Linked DNA regions of Mus musculus: regions 1, 2 and 3 are each linked to region 4. A link is a loop called in an ENCODE intact Hi-C map of the cell type or tissue named here. Cell type or tissue: heart. All regions are shown on one strand. Each heading gives the region's core, and the rest is flanking DNA. Links, peaks and the distances in the headings are about the cores only.

What was found. Hi-C counts contacts between places; a loop is a spot of excess contacts. Peaks named below come from ENCODE experiments on the same cell type or tissue, not always from the same donor. Only the 100,000 strongest peaks of a DNase experiment are listed, where the experiment ranks them.
Region 1: it touches region 4 in a loop (6-fold over the local background); 36 of 42 quality-filtered maps call a loop at or near these places.
Region 2: it touches region 4 in a loop (5-fold over the local background); 18 of 42 quality-filtered maps call a loop at or near these places.
Region 3: it touches region 4 in a loop (4-fold over the local background); 3 of 42 quality-filtered maps call a loop at or near these places.

The regions. Positions count from the first base shown.
Region 1 is chr15:83,035,281-83,040,346 of GRCm38, reverse strand. Gm32620 (a long non-coding RNA gene) reads right to left here. Exons shown (of 3, transcript XR_384275.3): 3 at 1,757-2,624. Among named protein-coding and RNA genes, the nearest start is that of Nfam1, 4.4 kb to the right of the region's middle. In heart, for the core only: a CTCF peak has its summit at 2,431 (motif pointing right); DNase peaks (open chromatin) are centred at 1,336, 2,316 and 3,276.
Region 2 is chr15:83,110,385-83,115,450 of GRCm38, reverse strand. It overlaps Serhl (serine hydrolase-like), which reads right to left. Exons shown (of 12, transcript NM_023475.3): 9 at 3,207-3,241; 10 at 1,012-1,094. Among named protein-coding and RNA genes, the nearest start is that of Rrp7a, 9.9 kb to the left of the region's middle. In heart, for the core only: a CTCF peak has its summit at 2,332 (motif pointing right); a DNase peak (open chromatin) is centred at 2,340; H3K4me3 peaks cover 310 bases.
Region 3 is chr15:82,263,703-82,268,768 of GRCm38, reverse strand. Gm52180 (a long non-coding RNA gene) reads left to right here. Exons shown (of 3, transcript XR_003951511.1): 3 at 3,053-3,230. Among named protein-coding and RNA genes, the nearest start is that of Septin3, 2.6 kb to the left of the region's middle. In heart, for the core only: a CTCF peak has its summit at 2,222 (motif pointing left); no DNase peak of the experiment used is centred there; H3K27me3 peaks cover 323 bases.
Region 4 is chr15:82,803,328-82,808,393 of GRCm38, reverse strand. No RefSeq gene overlaps it. Among named protein-coding and RNA genes, the nearest start is that of Cyp2d26, 12 kb to the right of the region's middle. In heart, for the core only: no CTCF peak of the experiment used is centred there; a DNase peak (open chromatin) is centred at 2,923.

The DNA.
Region 1 (5,066 bases), core at 958-3,457, 230 kb before region 4:
GCTCAGGGGGGAGGGGCAGTGAAAGCACTCCAGGGAGACTGTGTGACCCAGCATGAGAGAGACCCCAGCCAGATAGCAGTGAGTGCAAGCGGGGCTGTTCTTGGTAGGGAAGGGGAGGTTTAAGGGTTCAGGGTGTCCTGGAAAGATGAAGGAGGGGAGCCAGGACCCCCTTATCCTATCTGTGGCAAGAATGGAGACCTTGCTTGGTGTACTGGGAAGAAGGCTTTAAGATCCAAGGAAAAGCCCCACCTATCCAGGGCAAAGGCATAAAGGGTCACAGAGGCCTCCTCTCACTAATATGGGGAAGCTGACTGGAGGGGCAGGCCACAGGCAGCTCCTCTTTCCACTGACCCTGCCCTCTGCCTGTGACTCACACACACACACACACACATACACACATAGGGTAGGCATGCTACCAGAGGCCAAAACATCTATGAGAGGGTGAGAGAAGAATCAGAAGTAGGGTCTTAGCTCTTTCTGGGGTGCACATGTGTGCACACACACACACAAATATAAGTAAATACATTTAAAGAAGAAAAAAAGAAACAGACTCTGGCTGCAGACAGCAACAGTAACAGCTTCTCTTGCCCCTGTTCACGCTTAGATCCTAGGAAGAAGGCAATTTTCATCAGAGGATGCTCAAGGGAAGAAATATGCCTTCAGCCCTAGCCTTTTAAGAACACACACACACATACACACACACATACACACACACACACACAAACACACGTCTGGCTGGCCTTAAACTCGCTCTGTCCTCCTGCCTCTGTCTCCTGAGTTCTGGTGTTACAGGTGTGTACCCCCATATCTGGTACCCTAGAAACTTTTTGAAGAGCCTTAGTCATGCCTTGACCTTGGCCTGGGGACGACGCCATGGTTCGGACCTTGTTTGAGCTGTTTCCTGCTGGGTTCCTAGGGAGTTTCGACTTAGGTGAGCAGGTGTTAGGCTCTGCCCTCCCTGGCAGGCAGCCAGAACAATACCTACCTAGGATAGTACCCCACATTGAGTGACCCAGAATTCCCTGAGGGTCACTGAAGGAATCCCTGAAAACAGTTGGGCCTACATTCTTTGCTGGCTTTGGATTTGAGGTTTCTGAGGGTGAGACAGATGTGTAGGTTAGACACACTCTCTGCAGCCCTGGGAGAGAGGCTGCCCCAGCCATAGGGAAAAGGAAAAAGGGAAGTGGAGAGGAGGGGAGGGTAGCAGAGGAGACAGAACTTTCCTAAGGAATGAGGCTAAGTCCGGGGACAGTCCTAAGAGACCTCCTGTAGCTGCCCAGCTTCCTGAACTCCACCCCTTGCAATAACCTTCAGCTGCCCTGGCAGGTGGAGGAAGTTCCTGCATGGCCTCCCTTTCCTGTCCCACCTCTTGTTCCCGAAAACTCCCCTGCCACCTTCCCATCCTACAGCCCTTCATCAGACAGCATAGACCACTCAGGTCTGTAGCCTTCATGTCTTCTTGAGGAATCCTTGTTAGAAGCAACTCCTCAGTGCCCTCCCATCTAGGGACCGGAAACAAGGAACCAGCTGCCTGCAGAAGAGACAGGGAGGGGGGCCCATGTGGCCTAAGTGGGTCTTGAACTCTTTTTTCTTTGTTTAATTCCCCCACTCCCACCCCAGACACGTCTTTCTCTGTTCCAGCCCTGGCTTTCCTGGAATTCGATTTGTAGATCAGGCTGGCCTCAAACTCATGGAGATGCACCTGCCTCTGCCTCTGGGATTAAAGGCATATACCACCACCACCACCACCACCACCACCACAGGCCTTGAACTCTTGATCCTCCTGTCTCCACCTCTCAAGTACTGGGCTCACAGGTGTGCAGCCAGCTAACACTTGTCTCTGTTATGACTTATTTTTGTCAAGTGATTTCACCTCTGTCTCTTTAAATCTTTCACCAAACAGCTTCAAGGTGGGATACACACACACACACACACACACACACACACACACACACACACACACATCTTGTGCCCACAAGTCCCACAGAACCAGAGTGCTGTGGGTGACAAAGCATGAATTTGCCTCAGGGGAGGCTAATTGTTTCCTTAATTGGCTGAGACTGCCCCTGGAAAGTCCCCAGTTGTGCCTGCAGAAGATGGGAGGGGTTTGCCTGGCGGCCAGTAAGCAGCTGGGAAGGAGGCTCTAGAAAAGACTAGAAAGTGCTTCCAGCAGAAGCAGCTGTCTGGAAGAAGTGAATTGTTCTCCTGCCCCCAGGAAGGGCTGAAGTGCCTCCAAGAGGCACGCTGGGGCCCTGCTCTCGGTTCCACAGTCTTCCTGGCACATTGTGTACTGCCTGACCCTGACCTCTATTCTACTACTCCACCCTGCTGCCATTCATGTCTGGGTCTAACTTGGCAAGGTGTTGGCCTCTGAATGGCCCAGGTTCCTTAGAGCGCCAAGGGACACGGGAGTCTCCTTTGAGGGCATTCCCACGCCAGCCACCAGGTGGCGCCATCAGCACAGAACAGTTCTGGGGCTGTCCATCATGGTCAGAAGAGAAATCCCAAGGTAGAAGACTCAGTAGGTTGACAGCTACTCCTCGGGACCTCCAGCAATTAGCTTCCTGGGTGGTGCTTGTTTCTTCCAGTGACAAAGCCATCCAAAGAGCCCCACAGGGTGCATGCTGTTACATGGAAGAAATGTTGAAAATGGGAGTTACCTTTGTCTTTCATTATTTCTCCACATGTTACGTGTATGTATTTAACATGCGAACCCTAGGTGCTTGTCCTAGACTGTCTGTTACCACCTCCAAACAAGTCATTTGTTCTATTTTTCTTACTATATGAGAGTTAGGATAGGTGTTTTGGTGGGAAAACCAGGGGGACTGCAGGATGCAAGAACACACAGGGGCCAAAGAGCCAGGAGCCCAAGTTCCTATCTGCCTTCGTCCTTGCGGTGGAACTTGAGTTCAGTTTTCTAATCTGTAAATTAGGGGCAATGATAACTCCTCCCACACAATGTTTCTGTGAGAATGGAAGTAGCACGTAGATGAAAAGCCTTTAAAACTAGGTCTCAAATGGAAGGAACAGCCAAAGATATAGGGCAGCCTGAACCGAGGTGAGATTTGGAGATGGGCCAGCCTGGGCTTCTTGCCAGGGCAGAAACCTCCCATCAGCATGCAGGGTGATGGGCTCCAGATGGGTTTGCCTGCCTCCAATGGCGGAGTTCATTCCCTCCTAGGTAAGGAGGTGGCTCACCGAGGGTCGGCTCGGGATTGTATGGTTTATCCTGGGGTCACGGTCAGCTCTCTTGCCCTGTTTTGGTGAGGATCTGATCAAATGATCAAACGCATCGGCCCGGTGCCTGCAGGTCAGCTACACAGGGTGGGAGAGCATCCTTCCCAAATGTGAGCCCAGTGTCCCCAGGATGGGAACTTTCCATTGCCACTGTTGGACGCGTGAGGTACAGGACAGAGGAGTGTACCTCTGACACCCTAGACACCCTGACACCCTGAACAGAGTGGTCAGAGCAGAGTGGCCACTCTCAGCCCGGATCTCCTTGCTGATAGGTCTCTCTGGGAGCTGGAGTCTTGGGAAGGAAGAGGTGACATGAAGCTGGGTCAGGGGTCTGATCCTCTCGTCCTAGTACCTCTGTGTCTGCAAGAGAAACCTCCAAGCCCAGGCCAGGCAGCAGTGGCTGGGTCCAAGCTCCCTTTCTGGGGCACTCTGAGGGGAAAAGATTGACTTTGGGGGCTGGAGAGATGGCTCAGTGGTTAAGAGCACTGACCGCTCTTCCGAAGGTCCTGAGTTCAAATCCCAGCAAGCACATGGTGGCTCACAACCATCCGTAATGCGATCTGATGCTTTCTTCTGGGGTCTCTGAAGACAGCTGTAGTGTACTTACATATAATAAGAAAATAAATTTAAAAAAAAAAAAAAAGGACTGACTTTGGTTTCTTCTCTTCTCTGCCTGGCAACAAGAAACATTGGTGGAAGTAAACTTAGCATGGAGACTTGTCTTGTTATCGAAGTTTTAGTCTAAGTCTACGGAAGCCCCACCCCCCTTCCCAGGGACTGCAAGGGACCACGTGCTTCCAGGTTCCCCTCTCTACTTCCTCCTTTAGGGCTGTTCACAAAGCCGTCCACCCGAGCCAGCCAAGCCTTCCTCCTTCCCTGGCGTCCCCTTGCTCTGTGTGCTGTCTGTCCCTTAGGTATTCAGTCTGAGCAGAGGTTCTCAACCTATGAGCCCCTGTTGGGGCTGCCGAATGACCTTTACACAGGGGTCACCTAAGGCCTTGAGAAAAACACAGAAAGTTACATTGAGATTCAGAACAGTAGCAAAATTAAAGTTACAAAGTAGCCACGAACGTAACTATTTGGTTGGGGGTGGCGGGCCAAGATTAGAGAATGAGGATGGCTGAGAACTGCTGCGCTAGGATAGTGGTTAGAAATCACTTTGTCTTCTCTGTGCCTCAGTTTCTGCACCTATTAAATGGAAGGAATTTCAGATACCAGCACATAGGGTTGCCATGCCCATTAAGTTGGAGGTGAAGAGTGTTTGGCCCCAGCGGCTAGGCTGGACCACACAGTCATACTGAGTTGTCCTGGGTTATCTTTGTTCCCTTTAGACATGGCTCCTCAAGATGGGCTCTTGCTCTTCTGTATCTGTTAGGAAGGCTGGTGCTGTGGGCAGAGGATGTGCCCAGCGAGATATAAAGGGTAGATGGGGGGTAAGCGGGTGCCTAGTGAGACCCACGCCACGGCTGACATGTGCTGGCCCCAGGAATCTCATCTACAAAGTCAAGCTCAGAGGCCCAGCCCAGAGCTGTGAAGTCTCTGTTCTTTCCTGTCCTCCTCCTACCTTCGAACCTTGCTACTACTTATTCAGGGCTCCTGCCTGGGGCACAGGACAGGAAAAAAAAAACAAAAAAAAAAAAAAAAAAACAGCAAATGGAATGGAGCCCAGGTGGTCTACAGCTCAAAGCACTGGGTGACAGGTGCTGGAGAGTCACGGAGACCTTTAGGTTTCTGAATGCGCCTTGGTTTGATGTCCATTGGGTTGTCACCTGGGTCAGAGGGGCTCTGCTTCTCAGGTCTGTCCCTGCCTCTTCCCAGTAGCTCAGGAT
Region 2 (5,066 bases), core at 1,268-3,767, 310 kb before region 4:
TGTATCCTTTTGAGCCTAGGTTTGCCCTGAGGTTCAGTCATCTGGTACCAGCTTGCTCTCAGAGCCGGTAGCACAGGCTGAATGGCTGCTGTGAGTGGCTCACAGCAGTGTGGAGAGGGAGAGCCATTGTCCGCTGGGCTGGGATCTGACCCGAGTCTCAAGGCCAGGCTTTTCTTTTCAACACAACCCATTGAAGTGGAACAGATATAGGCAACCACCCCCTTCCCTGAGGCCAGCTATAGCCTAGGCTCAGATTTGCCCCAGCGCGGCCATGCTCTCCCTAGTCCTGAGTTAGGTGTGAGCCACCGTGCCCAGCCACTCCCATGGTTTTGAGTTGAGGTTTGCCTTGATGTATGAAGGTGTTAACCCTACACACACTCCGAATTTAAGTTAAAAAAGCTATCAGCTAAGCACCCTAGCACAACCACTGCAGACCAGCAGCCTTGGCTCAGACTTCCCGCCAGCGGCCGCCACGCATCATGGAAAGGACTAGTTACACCAACTGGGTTGCTAGTCCAGGAAAAGTTCCTAGTTCAGAATTCTTGGATGTGTAGACAATCCTGCTGTGACCCCACTGATCATCGGAGTTAATCTGTCCAGTCTGGCTAGTGGTGTAGCCCCTTTTTCATCGCTCCTGAAGCTGCGCACCAAGAGGGCCATCTTTCCTAACCAAGCGGGCCTTATTCACGAGCTCCCAAGACTGCCTGTGCAGTTCCTATAAAGCACACTCTGCTCTCAGCTCGAGGACATGGAGTCGGTCATCACAGACAGGCTCCCCCCGAGACCAGCTGAGCCACGGTGCCATCCTTTCCCTGTCCCCTGCCCCAAGGCTACCAGACCACCTCTCGCTTTGTCTTATCCCTCCCAGCACCTGCTGACAAAGATGTTTCCTGAGAAAGGCCGATTGAGCAGCGGAATGTCCCACTGGGAGAACTGGACACCTCGTGCCGGGCTCCTTCCTAGAGGTCCCTGGTCTCTGGGTCTGTCAGGGGCCCTGGAGTCTAGACTCACTTGATCATTAGCACGCTGGCCTGCAGGCTCTTCGCAGAGTGCACGAACATCTCCTTGCTTACGAAGTCAAAGCTGTTCTCTGGCTGCAGAGACAAAACCAGGGTGAAGGGTGAACCCTTGCCACGAAGCCCCACGTGCTCCTGCAGGCAGGGTAATTAGGGCAGCTGGGTCCCAGTGAGGCCGGCTGGGTCACCCAGCCCAGGAGGCCAATGTCCACCAAGTCATTACTCATCAAAGCTTCCTGGCTTCTATTCATCAAAGTCCTACCCTGCTCCCCACCCTCGCCCCCTCCCCAGCCATTCTTCCTTCTTGTTGGGATCATAACTGAATCCACTCACAGAACCCTTTATAGCTGGGTGTGGGTGTTGGAGGCAGAGAAGCAATGGAGGTTACTTTGGGACCCTCAGGGCTGAGGAGCCCCCTGCAGACCCTCCCCAGAGCACAGTCCAGCTGCAGCTCTGGGCTCTGCCAAGCAGGGCTCGCTCATACCCTCCTTGAGACTGCTTCCACGTGAAACTCTGTTTTGGACCACAGCCTGTGTCTCCACCTAGCCCTGCCTGCTCCGTTCTTGCTGTTTAATATGCCTGCTGTAGTGCCCCGTACACCTACTGATGGGTACTGTAGGTCACACGCACTGCAGGGTGTGATATGCATGCTAGAATCAGGAGACTTCATAGGAGAAATTACGGAGTTAATAAAGTATAAGATGTAGTACGGTGGGCTGAGGATGTAGGTCAGTGGTAGATAGCACTGGGTCCTAGTGAGTATCTGATACCCAGTCTCATCTAAAACATTCACTCCTGGGCTAGAGAGATGGCTCAGTCAGTAGAGTGCTTTGTCTCAAAACCTGAGTCTGATCCTTAGACTTCAGGATAAAAACAAACAAAACAAAACATACAACTGGGCATCTGTGCGACATTTGTAATCTCAGCTGTTGTCAAGAGGCAAGATTAGGTAGATCTTTGGAGTTTGCTGGCCAGCTGGCTTAGCCCATTTGGAAATGTTCCAAAAAAAAAAAAAAAAAGATAATAAATGTATTTGAGGATTGTAGCTGAGAACACTGCTGAAGGTCATCCTCTGACCTCCACTGACACAAGTACTTCATACCTGTGCACACAGACACACGACAAAGTCACTCCTCGTCCTGCTCCTCAGACTAAAACCATGGGTACATTCTCAAAATTAGAGAGTCCCGCATCACCTACGAGGCCCCACATCTCAGCTGTGACAAGGCCCTGGGGGCTGCCTCCCAGAGAGCGTAGGCGCAGACTACACAGCGGCTTCACTGGTGTGGGGGATGGAGTGGGGTGCAGCAGGGGTGGAGAGGCTCTGAGCCACGGCCACAGCCAACAGGGAACAGGAGGTGGCAGTGTCGAGCACGCTGGCGCTTGGGCCTTGTCCTCCAGCCTCCCCCCCCCCCCCCGCTTTTCCTCAGGAACTGGGGTTATCTGGCTCAAGGGTACAATCAGGCCTCAAACTTCATTTGAAGTTGGTCCCAAGGCAGGGATTAAGGGCCATTACCTCCACTCATGCCTGCAGACGTGAAGCTCTTTGGAGTTTCTGTGGCAGCTTGTTCCTCCATGAAAGCCACTGTGGGCTGGCCATACTGGGGACCTTGTCCCCTTTTGTCAGCTGCCTCTCTCCCTCAACATCTCTTAGCTTCTTCCAGTTTCATTTCCTGGCCTACTGTTTTTGTTTTTTTGTTTTTTTGTTTTTTTTAAGTAATAAAATAAAAACAGAAAGCAAAGTCAAATTGAGCTGCTGCTCTGAGACCTTTTGCATAGGGGTTGGGACAGGAAAGTAAATTTGAGGTTACCGGAGAGTCACGGCATGAGGACTCAGTATTACTGAGGGTGACAAAGGTTGGGGTCTAACTGTTGGTGACAGTTATACAAAACAATATATTTACTATGGACCAGCAGTCTACTTACAAGCAGCTTAAATGGGGATTGTACCTTTTTTATGTATGTGAGTACACTGTCTCTTTCTACAGACACACCAGAAGGCAGATGGCTGTGAGCCACCATGTGGTTGCTGGGAATTGAACTCAGGACCTCTGGAAGAGGTCTTTGAGCCATCTCTCCAGCCCCGGGGATTGTATCTTGTGCCTAGCCTATGTTATGCATATATAATTTCAAAACTTCTTTTTAGAAGAGACCACAGACCAAAGGAAGGAGAAAGACAGTGACGCTTACCCAAGAGATCCTCCGGTCCCTGTTCAGCACCAGACCTGGAGAAAAGCACAAAGCACAGTGGGCTCCGTGTCACGGGAAGGTGTCACTCATCTGGCTGCCCAGAGAAGTCCCAGCCTTCACACAGGACTCATCTGGGCTGGTGAGAGCCACCCTGATGTCAGGCAGCCCTGGACTCCCCCATCCCTGGCATTCTTCCAGAGAAGAGCTTGGCCAAGGGTGTCTGCCCACATCTTCCAGACGCTGAGGGGCAGCATAGGATGATAGAGACAATAAAGCTCTCTCTCTCCTTCCTTCCTTCCTTCCTTCCTTCCTTCCTTCCTTCCTTCCTTCCATCCATCCTTCCCTCGCTCCCTCCCTCCGTCCCTCCCTCCTTCTCTTTTTGCTTTTATTAGATAGGATCTCACTGTGTGGCCCTTGATGGCCTGGAACTCACTATGTAGACCAGGCTAGCCTCAATTCTCAAAGATTTGTTGCCTCTGAGTGCTGGGATTAAAGATGCACACCACCACTCTGGGCTCCACTTCTCTGAGAAAGAAACTGCTTGGACCTTTAACACTAAGAAATAGTGAGTAATGAGAACCGTGGCCTTCCTTGTCAGAGGAGTAGAAAGGCCTAAATGTCATCATTTTACGGTGGGCTGACAAGGTCCCTGCCATGGATGATGGACAATTCCTCTCATCCAGGAAGGCTTTGCCACACCCCTCCTGGGCCACATCGGTGATTCCTGGAGAAATGTGTACAGGGGTCTTGGGGGTGGGGCTGAGCAGCCTCCACTGCCCTGAAGAAACACAGAAGCCTTGGGAATTTCCAAGTGCTGGCAGGGGGTGGGAAGTCAACTCTGGGACCGGCTCCTGGAGGGGAACAGGGAGGGCTGCAGGTGTCAGTGTACGAGAAAGCCTGTCGGCTACCTTGGGCACAGCCACCAAAGCAAAGGGGAAGTCAGATCTGAGCACCTTCTGCAAGTGGGCTGAGTGCCCAACATGACAAACAGCTAAATGCAAATGTCAATCTTCCCTGATTAGCATCAAAGAACAAATGATTCAAATGCCAGAAGCCGTCAGACAGACACGTGTCCAGTGGGAATACCACAATTCTACATTCAAGAAGAAAGAAACCAGTCCAAGAGAAGTCAAGACAGAAGTGACAAACACAGGACAGGAGTTTACAATTCTGTGTCCCCAACATGGGTACATTGTTAAAATTGAGATAAAGCCAAAGACTGGGTAGAGACCAAGGACTGGGTAGAGACGGGGCAGTCAGTTCTCTTAACCACTGAACCATCTCTCCAGCCCCACACCTTCTTTAATTTAATGTTCATTTTTTGGTTCTGGTGCTAAGTCACATGGGGCTTCTTTGTTTTTTGTTTTTGTTTGTTTGTTAGACAGGGCTGGCTTCAAACTCACGAAAACCGGTCTGCCTCTACTTTCTGAGTGCAGGGCTTAAACGTGTGCGCCACCACGCCCAGAGCCTTCAACTAAATCTCCTTTCCTTTTCTGCAGTGCTAGAGTGGAACCCAGGACCTCCTGCATGATAGGTAAGCACTCTACCACGGAGCTACACACCAAACCTTACATGCTTATTCTCTATAAGTTACCTAGTTTTTATGTGTTTTGTTTTGTTTTGAGACAAGGTTTCTCTGGGCATCTCTGGCTGTCCTGGAGCAAGCTGGTCTCAAATCCAGAGATCCATCTGCCTCTGCCTCCTGAGTGCTGGGATTAAAGGTGTGTGCCCCCCCACCACCACCACCAGCAGCCCCCCCCCCCATTTTTTTAAGGATTTATATATTTATTTTTGAGACAGGTTTCACTATGTAACCTTTCCCGGCCTGAATTCGTTATGTAGACAAGGCCTCAACCTCAC
Region 3 (5,066 bases), core at 931-3,430, 540 kb after region 4:
ATGTTCTATGTGTCCACTGTCCAATAAAATAGCCACCAGCCACAGGCGGCTCCCGAGCACTTACCACTATTCTATGATGACCAAGGACCTGGATTTTTTTTTTCAATTTTATTTCATTTGAATGTCCATCTACCATATTGGACAGCAAAGTCCTGAAAGACGCAGATCTTATCCTTCTCTGGGTCCCAGGGCCTAACAAGAATCACTCAGCATGTTTCTCACAGTGACTGAATGATGAACGTGTGGGCCCAGGATCCTCTTCTCTTCTCATCCCATTCTCATCCCTCTGAGCCTTAGGTTGCCATAGCTGGCTATGCCCTGGTTACCAGGCAACCTGCAAGCAATCACAGTGGAGGGGGAGGGGCGCTGTCTGAGTTCTTTCCCCTCCCTACATGTTTTGAGGCCCTGAGAAAAGAAAGAGGTGGCAAAATCAGCCTGGACACCCTGGGGAGCCGGCTCTGTAGGGCCTACACTGCCTTATTACCTCCTGGAGATCAAGCAGCTGGGTGGGGCTGAAGTCAGGGGCCCTGGGTTCTCCTTGCCTGACCACTCATTATAAGACTCCTGTCCAATAGGCCAGGAGGTGGTGGCACACACTTTTAATCCCAGCACTAGGAGGTAGAGGCCGGTATCAGTAAGTTCCAGAACAGCCAGGGCTTTACACAGAAATCCTGTCCCGGAAAAAAACAAGCAAACAAAAAAACCAAACCTAACAACAATAACAAAACCCTCCTAGTTCTCAGCTGTCTTCTCAGTTAGAGATTAGATGCCCTGAAGTGATTTCTTCCAGCCTGAAGATCTAGAATCCACCCCGCCTCCCTCCTTTCAGAGCAAGACCCGCGTCCCATCCATCTCTGTCTTTCGCCTGCTGGTCTGCCTCCTTTCCCTCCAGGGTTGACTGACCATCTCTGAGCAAACCTCTTGTCATTTTTTCTATCTGCAGCCGCTGTAGCCGAGACATTTGTACTCAGCGTCATGTATATAGGTATAGAATACAGTCCTATACATCGAGTACTTACTGAGAATAATTCAAAGGAATTGATCCATTTTGCCTGGGGATTGGTATAGTGACAGAGCTCCCGGCTGACGTGCATAAAACTCTGAGTTCAGTCCCCAGAGCCACAGAAACAACAAAACAGAATAACACCAAATAGATAACATTAATTTGAAAAAAAGAAATTTATTTTAAAATAATTCTTTGGTACACGTAAAAGTTTACCATTTGTTAAAGACAAAGGCAAATTTGCATATTAATGAGGTAGAGATGTTCGTTTGTTTTTATGAAACTAAATCTTAGCTGTTTCAGTGGGTTTTTTCCTAGAACTGATGGATATTTTGATTGTATCATTGGCAATGCTCAGACTGCCATTTTGCATAAATTAAAATAATAGCAAATGGCCTGTATTCAGAAATTGTTAGAAATGTGTTACCCTACTCCCAAGTCAGATCTCCCTTAGTCTTCTTCTGAAACTCCAGACAGCAGCTGAAGCAGATGTTTTTGTTTTAGATGGGGTCTTACATATACCAAGTTGGCCCTAAACTTCCAAAAATGACCTTGAACTGGTGTCCTCGGGCCTCCAGTGATGGTGGCTGCGATTACGGGCGGGCTCTGCCACACCTGGTTTATGCACAGCCATGGACTGAGCTAAGTTTCTACTTAGCCAATAAGGAGCAACTGGAGGAAAATGCTGACTTCGTTTTCCATCATGTTTCTACATTAGCAGCAAAGACATTGCAATTTACAATGTACCATAGCGTCTGTGAGCTTTTAGGTGGTATTCCTCGGCAGTGTATGGCATGCGTCGGTCAAAGTGTGCACATCGAACGTTCAATACTAACACACAAGAGTTGGCAGAAACAGCCCAGATTCATTTTGAGTTCGATGATTCAGGGTTGTTGTGCATTCAGAAACCTTTTGCTGCTGGGCGGTGGTGGCGCACGCCTTTAATCCCAGCGCTCGGGAGGCAGAGACAGCCGGATTTCTGAGTTCGAGGCCAGCCTGGTCTACAAAGTGAGTTCCAGGACAGCCAGGGCTATACACAGAAACACTATCAAGAAAGAAAAGAAAAGAAAAAGAAAGCTTTTGCTGTTGCCCAGTTTTCTCCACTCCCACATTTATTTTCTGGTGGCCACCCACAGTTTCCAAACGTGGGGCTTAGCAGAGTTGGTTGCCGCAGCCCCACCTCAATTACAAACTTGGGTCCAGCTGCCCTCTAGTGGCCAGAAATGGTACTGTGCACCTGTGCATTTTCCCACCAAACACTGAGACGCTTTCAAGGGTCCTCCAAAAACAGACACCTTCACTCCAATCTTTACGGTGGCCCCCCTGACAAAGAGTGCGTGCTATGATACCTCTCAAACTTGTGTGTTCTGCAGCCACGTGAATTGGAACATCTCTTTGTCTTTCTGGGCCCCACATTGTTCTATAATAGGGGTAGGCTTAGATAGCATGGGTGACAAACTTCCAAAACCCTAGAGGCCGTGACACTAAGAACTAGTTTCTCATTCATGGCTCCTGTCCACAACACCATGAACCAACTATGTCCCACGTCACCTTTGCTCTAGGGCCCTCCAGGTCATTATTGCCAGGGGTTGTGACAAACTGCAGATTAATGAATCCCCTTGCCAGCCACTAATGGCTTTGATTTAATTAGAACTCATTGGCCAGAACAAGCTGGATGAGCCGCCCATTACTAGAAGGCAGGAAGGTAAACTTCTATGGCACACTGAGAGCTGAGGAGCCAGGACTGTTTGGTAAGCAGTGGTATGGACACATTTCAGGCTGAGAGTGACCTCGGGGAGCCTCAAGTCTCGCCCAGCGCTGTTACTGTACACTGCCCTCACTCTATGGGAGCTATGAAAACCGATGACTCTGGAGGTAGGCAGCTTGGTGGTGGATGGTGTGCCTAACATGTAGAGGATGCTGAATTCAGCCATAAACATACAGATCTACAAACACACACACATGCACAAACACATATATGCACACACACAAGCATACACACACACGTTTGCACACACACAGTTGCAGCCTTAAAATTTCTATTTTCAGGCTGGAGAGATGGCTCAGCGGTTAAGATCACCGACTGCTCTTCCAGAGGTCAACTCCTGGCAACCACATGGTGGCTCACAACCATCTGTAATGAGATCTGATGCCCTCTTCTGGTGTGTCTGGAGAGAGCAATGGTGTACTCATATACATAAAATAAATCTTTTTTTTTTTTAATCTATTTGCTTGTCTATTTACCCCCATGGTTTCTTTCGATTGCCAAAAACCTGTGGGAAGCTACTCAAAGCCACAAAACCAGAGAGGGTCTTGCCAGAGTCACACAGAGTCCAAAGCATGGGCTAGGCTCTCAGATCTCCATACTTTAACTCCGGGTGGGCGAGAGGGAGAAGGTCTGCCTACCTAAGTCCCCCGGAAAGATTGTTAACCCAGATTGTGACCACCATGTGTACCTGCTCATGTACGTGCACATATGTGTATGTTGTGCATGCATGGATATCTGCCTGCATACAGAGGTCAGAAGTCAATGCTTGGTGTCTTCCTCACTCTCCCTCTTGTTTTCTGAGAGAATCTCTTAATAAACATGGAACGCATTGATTTAGCTAGGGTGCCTGCGCAATGAACTCCAGGGACCCTCCCGTCTCTGCCTCCGTCCTACCGAGGGTACAGGTACACTTGACTTTTATGTGGGTGTTGGGAAGCCAGCTCATGCTTATGCTGCAAGCATTTCACCTATGGAGTATTTTCCCAGCCATTGTTCTCTTGTTTCTTTGTTGTGGTTTTTGAGACAGGGTTTCTCTAAGTAGCCCTGGCTGTCCTGGAACTCAATTCCTCTGATTCAGAAAATCCACTTGCCTCTGCCTCCTGAGTGCTGGGATCAAAGGTGTGCGTCACCACACCCATGAGGTACTCCTGGTGGCCACTTTTCAAGGGCGCTGAAAGCCTCCACACTTCCCTCTAAGCTACTCTTTTGGCCTCTATTAGCCTTGGAGCTCGGGCAGGAGAACAGCGGGGGAGGAACAGAGAGAAGCCTGTCCTGCCCTCTCAGCTGGAATTCGAACACTGCAGCCGTTCCCACTCAGGACCCTGCACACGCTAATTCCCTGTCCTCTGGCTCTGGGCTGAGCACAGACACACCCACTCTGGCAAGCCCTGCCAGCCCCTGGGACTCCACAAAATCTCCTAAAGCAGCTGAAAAAAAAATCCCCTGCAATCTCGGTTTCCAGGGTTCCCTGCCAAAACCAGGCTACTGGCCGCCATGCTGAGACACTTCTCCATGGCACGTCAAAAAATCACACACAAACCAGGGCAGGAATAAGTTGCCGATGGGGTCAGAAGGAAGTGGTAACTACAAGCTCATCGGGTTTTCTCCTAGGTCTAAACTGCCTCGAAAAGCTGCCTTCCAGCCAGGTGAGTGGCACAGGCTAATCCTAACCCTTGGGAGGCAGAGGCAGCTAAATCTCTTGAGTTCAAGGCCAGCCTGGTCTACAGACGGAGTTCCAGAACAGTCAGAGATACACAGAGAAACCCTGTCTTGGAAAAAGAACAACACCCACAAAGGGGGGTTGAGGGGGTGGAGGGGCAGAAGAAAAGATGGAAGGAAGGAAAGAAGGGAGGGAAGGAGGAGGAAGGAAGGAAGGAAGGAAGGAAGGAAGGAAGGAAGGAAGGAAGGAAGGAAGGAAAAGCCACGCTCCAATCCCCCGCTACCAGTCACAACTGTATTCCATGCTCTGGCCTCGTGACACAACCCAGTTCTCAGTAGGTACCCTAGGGACATCACAGCTTTTCCTGGCATATTCCTCTTCCCTTACACGGAAAACTCTTATGCAACCTTCCAAACCCATCATCCTGGTCACTTCCTTGGGGAAGCCTTCCTTGACAGCCCCCTGTGGGGACTCGGGGCTTCTTCAGTCATGTTTTCAGTTCCCCTCACCTTTGACCGCTGCTATCTTTCCATTTACCCTGTTTTTGTTGTTGTTGTTGTTGTTTGTTTGTTTGTTTGTTTTAATTATTTATTATATACACTGTAGCTATCTCCAGACACTCCAGAAAAGGGAGT
Region 4 (5,066 bases), core at 1,483-3,982:
CCCTCCCAGGAAGTCTTTGGCTCTATTCCCCAGGGGGCTACCATCAGTCCCAATCCCTTTGTTCCTTTTCCTCTGGAAGGCAAGGTGGTCCTTGCCAGCAGAGCCTGAAACCAAACCCCAGGGTTCTTTGCCTCCTGTGGGGCCCATTCTGACTTTCTGCAGTTGACTTGAGGACATATTCTGAATCAGCATTGATTTTTGAGGATTGTAAAAGTATAATGTAATGTTAATGGATTTTTTTTAAAGAAAACAAATATTTTAAATACTCCTTTGAGTTGGAAGTAAGCAATTATAAATCAGTTCTAATGTGCTCATCAATTTGGGGTTGCAGAAATGGCAGGTTAATTTTGCTCTATGGGTATACCAAGCAGTGTGGTCCATTTCTCACCACACCCATGTGGATGGTTTATGAGTGTTGAGCTGTGTGCTGTGTCAGCTGTGGGACCGTGCTCAGACAGCTGGACAAGACCTGAATAGAAATGATGGCTTTTGAACTGGTTAGCGTCTCTTGTTGGTAACCTGGATTAACACGGTTAAAATGAAATTGATAGATTTCAGGTGTCATGGACTAAGCCATAAAACTTGAAGAATGGGTGTCTTGAGGAAAATATTTTCCTGACAGCCGATGTTCGTCACTTTCCCTTTTGTTCTTTTGTTCCCATTCCATTTGCTGGTGGGACCTGAGCACAGCTTTATTGATGAGATTCAGAAATGACTTGAGTGGGCAGTGACCCTATTCAGTTCCTCTTGATGGCAGTTTCCTGACTTGGGCAGTGCCGTGGCTGTCTCTGCCTTTCAGTTCCTGCAGTTTATAAGGTCAGTGCATGTGTGTTGTAATAGGTTTTGTGAAAGCAGTTTTAGGTTCATGGTAGCTTTGGACAGAAGATAAGCTCCTATGGACCTGCATCCTCCTGTGGCAGCTCATCTCATTGTGGGTGTGGCCCTCTGGAGTAGCACATGTGTTGTGATACTTCATAATTGCCTCTTACGTCTGTGATTTATGTCAAGGTTTGCTCCTTATGCTGTGTACTGGATACTTCATAGATTTACACAAACTTATAACACCCGTGCACCCCCATTACTGTTTCTTACAGGACAGCTCGCTACCCTAATACAGCTGTGCCAATTGCTTCTCCCTTCCTTTCCAAAACCTGACAGCCAATGGTCTTTTTATCATCATCATAGTTTTGCCTTTTCTAGAGTGGTGTATAGTTAGTCATACAGTGTATAGCCACTTCAGATTGGCTGTTTCCAACTTAGTGATACATGTTTATGGTTCCTTCATGTATTTATGGCTACAAAGTTCATTTTTTTTTTTGTTGCTGCCAAAAAAATACTCTATTGTCTAGATATGCCCAGTTTTTCCTACTTCCTGTTTGCCAAAGGACATCTTTATTGCTTCCAATTTGGGCACTTATAAATAGAGCTACCATAAATACTGTGCAGGTTTCTGTGTAAGCACACGTTTTCAGATCAGTGTGTCATATGGTAAAGAAATGTTGTATAAGCAACTGCTAAACTTCCTTTTTTTCTTTTTCTTTTTTCTTTTCCTTTTTTTTTTTTTTTTTTTTTTTTTTTGCTATTCTTATGACCCATGAATGGGAGTTCCTGTTAACATCCTTGCCAGCGTGTGGAGATATTTTTTATGTTAGCCATATTGATAGGTATGTATGTATGTAGATTATTTTTAATACTCTAAACAATATAATCAAGGGGGTAGAGGGTATGAGGGACTTGGGAGGAAGAAAGAAGGAGGGGGAAAAGAGGGGCAGAATCAGGTATTGGAGGAGATGCACAGAGGATCAGGAAATTGAAAAGAGGTGTATAGCAATGGGGGATGGGGAACTGGGGGTAGCAACCAGGAAATTCCAGATGCCAGGAAAGCAAGAGCCTCCCAGGACCCCATGGGGATTGCATTAGCTGAAATACCACAAAGGGGAGGGAGAACCTGTCAAGACTATATCCAGAGGTTAGACATGGTCCCCCCTGGTTGAGGGATGGGGCCACCTACCCGTCTCCAAAATGTTAACCCAGAATTGCTCCTGTCTAAAGGAAATACAGGGACAAAGTGTGGAGCAGAGACTGAAGAAAAGGCCATCTAAAGATTGCCCCACCTGGGGATCCATGCAGGCACCAAACCCAGACACTATTGCTGATGCCAAGAAGTGCTTGCTGACAGGAGCCTGATACAGCTGTCTTCTGAGAGGCTCTGCCAGATCCTGACCAGTACAGATGTGGATGCAGCCAACCATTGGACTGAGGAGTTAAGGGAAGGACTGAAGGAACTGAAGGGCCTTATCTGGCATTAATGTGAGGGGAGGCCCTTGGTCCTGTGAAGGCTTGATGCCCCAGTGTAGAGGAATGCTAGGCCTGTGAGGCATGGGTGGGTGGGGGAGCACCCTCATAGAAACAGTGTAAGAGGGGATCGGATAGGAGGTTTGCAGAGGGGGAACCAGGAAAGAGGATAACATTAGAAATGTAAATGAAAAGCACAACTGGATCTCCTTGGAGAAGGGGGTATTTTCAGATGACCTGGATGGACAGCAAAGGAATCAAATCCCTTAAATAAAAATGTACTTGACTTCATAAAAACCTTTAATTTTTATTTATATATGACTGTGTTCTACTTGTGTGCCTAGTACCTGTAGAAGGTCCTCTGGAACTAGATTTACAGAACAGTTGTAAGCTGGCATGTGGGTGCAGGGATCTGAACCTGAGTCCTCTGGAAGATCAACCAGCAATCTTAGCCATTGAGCCATTTCTCTAGGCTCTCTTTTAAAAGCATATTAAAATTTAGAGTTGTGATTTTTTTTAGAAGTGTGAATATTTTCTTTATGTTCTGCAACTAAGATCTGACATTTTTTCATCTTGCAAAATAGAAACTGCCCATTAAACAACTCCTATGAGTTTGCAGCTTCCCCTGCCTGTAATCTCTGGCTCCCCCCAGTGATGGTTGTTGGGACTGCAGCTCAAGAGGCTACCCATTTCTTAAGCTAGATATTTGACACTCTTGTGGGTAGAGCTGGGAATTAGAAGTTTCCTTCCATTGACATGGCTATTCCCCAAACGAAGAAATGTCATAAAAATGATCAAACCTTCCTCTTAATGGAACTTCACTGGCTGGCTACTACAGCTTCGTAACTGGTCTAGAGTTCTCACAATAGTGTTTGGGTCATATAGGGCTCTCTGAAGCCTACAGGACTCAAGTGTAGACCTAATTCACTTCATAGCTACAGTATTTTGAAGCTCAGTGTCTCATGAGAGTGTCTAGAGGGCCCACCAGTACATTGTACATTTAACCCCGTGACATGGGTCCCAAAGCATGGCTAGTTTGAGTTTTTCTAAAGCAATAAGTCAGTATTGGCCATCAGTGAACTATCATGTGCAAGCAGTACAGAATTGCTGCTCAGATCAAGTAGTAGTCTGGTACAGTGCAATACCACATTGACTTGCTGTCACTTATGCTCTTATAGCATGAAAACACCTGCCTCTGAGGACCCTGGGGAGAACTAATGAGTTGGCACGTGCGGTGGGAACAGCAGTGCCTGGCACAGAAGTACCAGCCTTGGAAGGCACAAGCCTCACTCTTTAATTTTCCTTGTGGTTGGCCCATCCTAACCACAGGCCTCTGGCATAAGGGGAATACCACTCTCCATATGCCATTAAAATGACTTGGGGGCAGACTTGACACACAAGAAGTAAAGGTAAATGAAGATTCATTTTTGTTCAAAAAGCAACTGGACCATCCTTTAGATGTCAGTTCTCTCTGACAGTGACCAGATCTGAGAAGTTCCAGGTTGTGTAATCAACTGAATGACTTCAGACTTGTTCTAAAGATTTATGTAGATTCCAACTGCCTTCCTTTTACTGTTGTTTGCTTGTTCACACAGGCCATTCTACTAGCACTTGCTACCATAACTAGGTAGCTTAGCCTTTCCTTGTCATCAGCCCATCATTTTCTGCAAACAAGAGGGCCAGTGGTGCTTGGGCCATGGAGCCTAGCCTGCCCAGCCAATTTTTCCTTCCACCTTCACGCTTTAGCACAGCAGGTTCTCAACCTGTGGGTTGAAATCCCTTTTCATTTGTGTGTTGTGGTCAAATGATCCCTCACAGGAGTCACATATCTGATACTAACAATTCATGACAACAGAATTACAGTTATGAAGTAACAATGAAATGGTTTTTTTGGTCGGTAGTCACCACAGTGTGAAGAACTGTATTAAAGGGTTGCAGCATTAGGAAGATTGAGAACTACTGCTCTAGCTTGCCAGTTAACAGCTTGGCTTAGCACAAGAGAACAAAGGGCAGCCTTAGCTCCTTTGTAAGGAACAAAGTGCCTAGGCAATGTTAGTATTTCCTTTCATGAGTGACTGGAGTAAGGACTAAGAGGGGTCCCCAACGAATCCTGGAAGCAGCCATGGGGCTGCAGACTGGGCTGTGGCCAATGGTCATATCCACAGCTCTCTTTTGCATGTGGTGGGCTTGATGGATAACTGACCTGTCTGCTATCCTCCAAGTCCTGTGCCACTTCCTGAGTTAGGCAGCCTGCTGCAAGTAAAGTTTGAGAACATGTCTGTACAAAGTGAGGGAGTTCATGATAGAAGGCAGCATAGGTCGTGGTGACCTTAGCAGTACACAGTAAATCCACAAACCTCCAAAAGAAAGATTTCGGGACCTGAAGATGGTGCACTTCCAAGAGCAGAAGTATGGAAGGACAAACACAAGTAGGGCAGGCTGTGCTTCAGATATGAGATCCAATCAGACACAGCAGAAGTCATAAGTCCCAAGCCATTAATCCTATTGGAGGAGGTCTTGATGGGGGTGGGGCAGGAATGTTAGGGTCTAGTGCAACATTTCTGTCAGGAAAAGAGGTGCTGTGGCAGATCAGATCTCTTGGTGTTACATAGGTCTTGTACCTCAAGGAACTGAGGACAGGTGTACTGGTTCTGGCTAGGTCACTGCTGAGCAAGTGTATCGAGTAACGGTCCTTTGCTGAACTTCTATGATAGACTTCCCAGCCACAAGGCAACAGATCTCATGCTGAGGATGCAGCTCAGTGGTAGAGC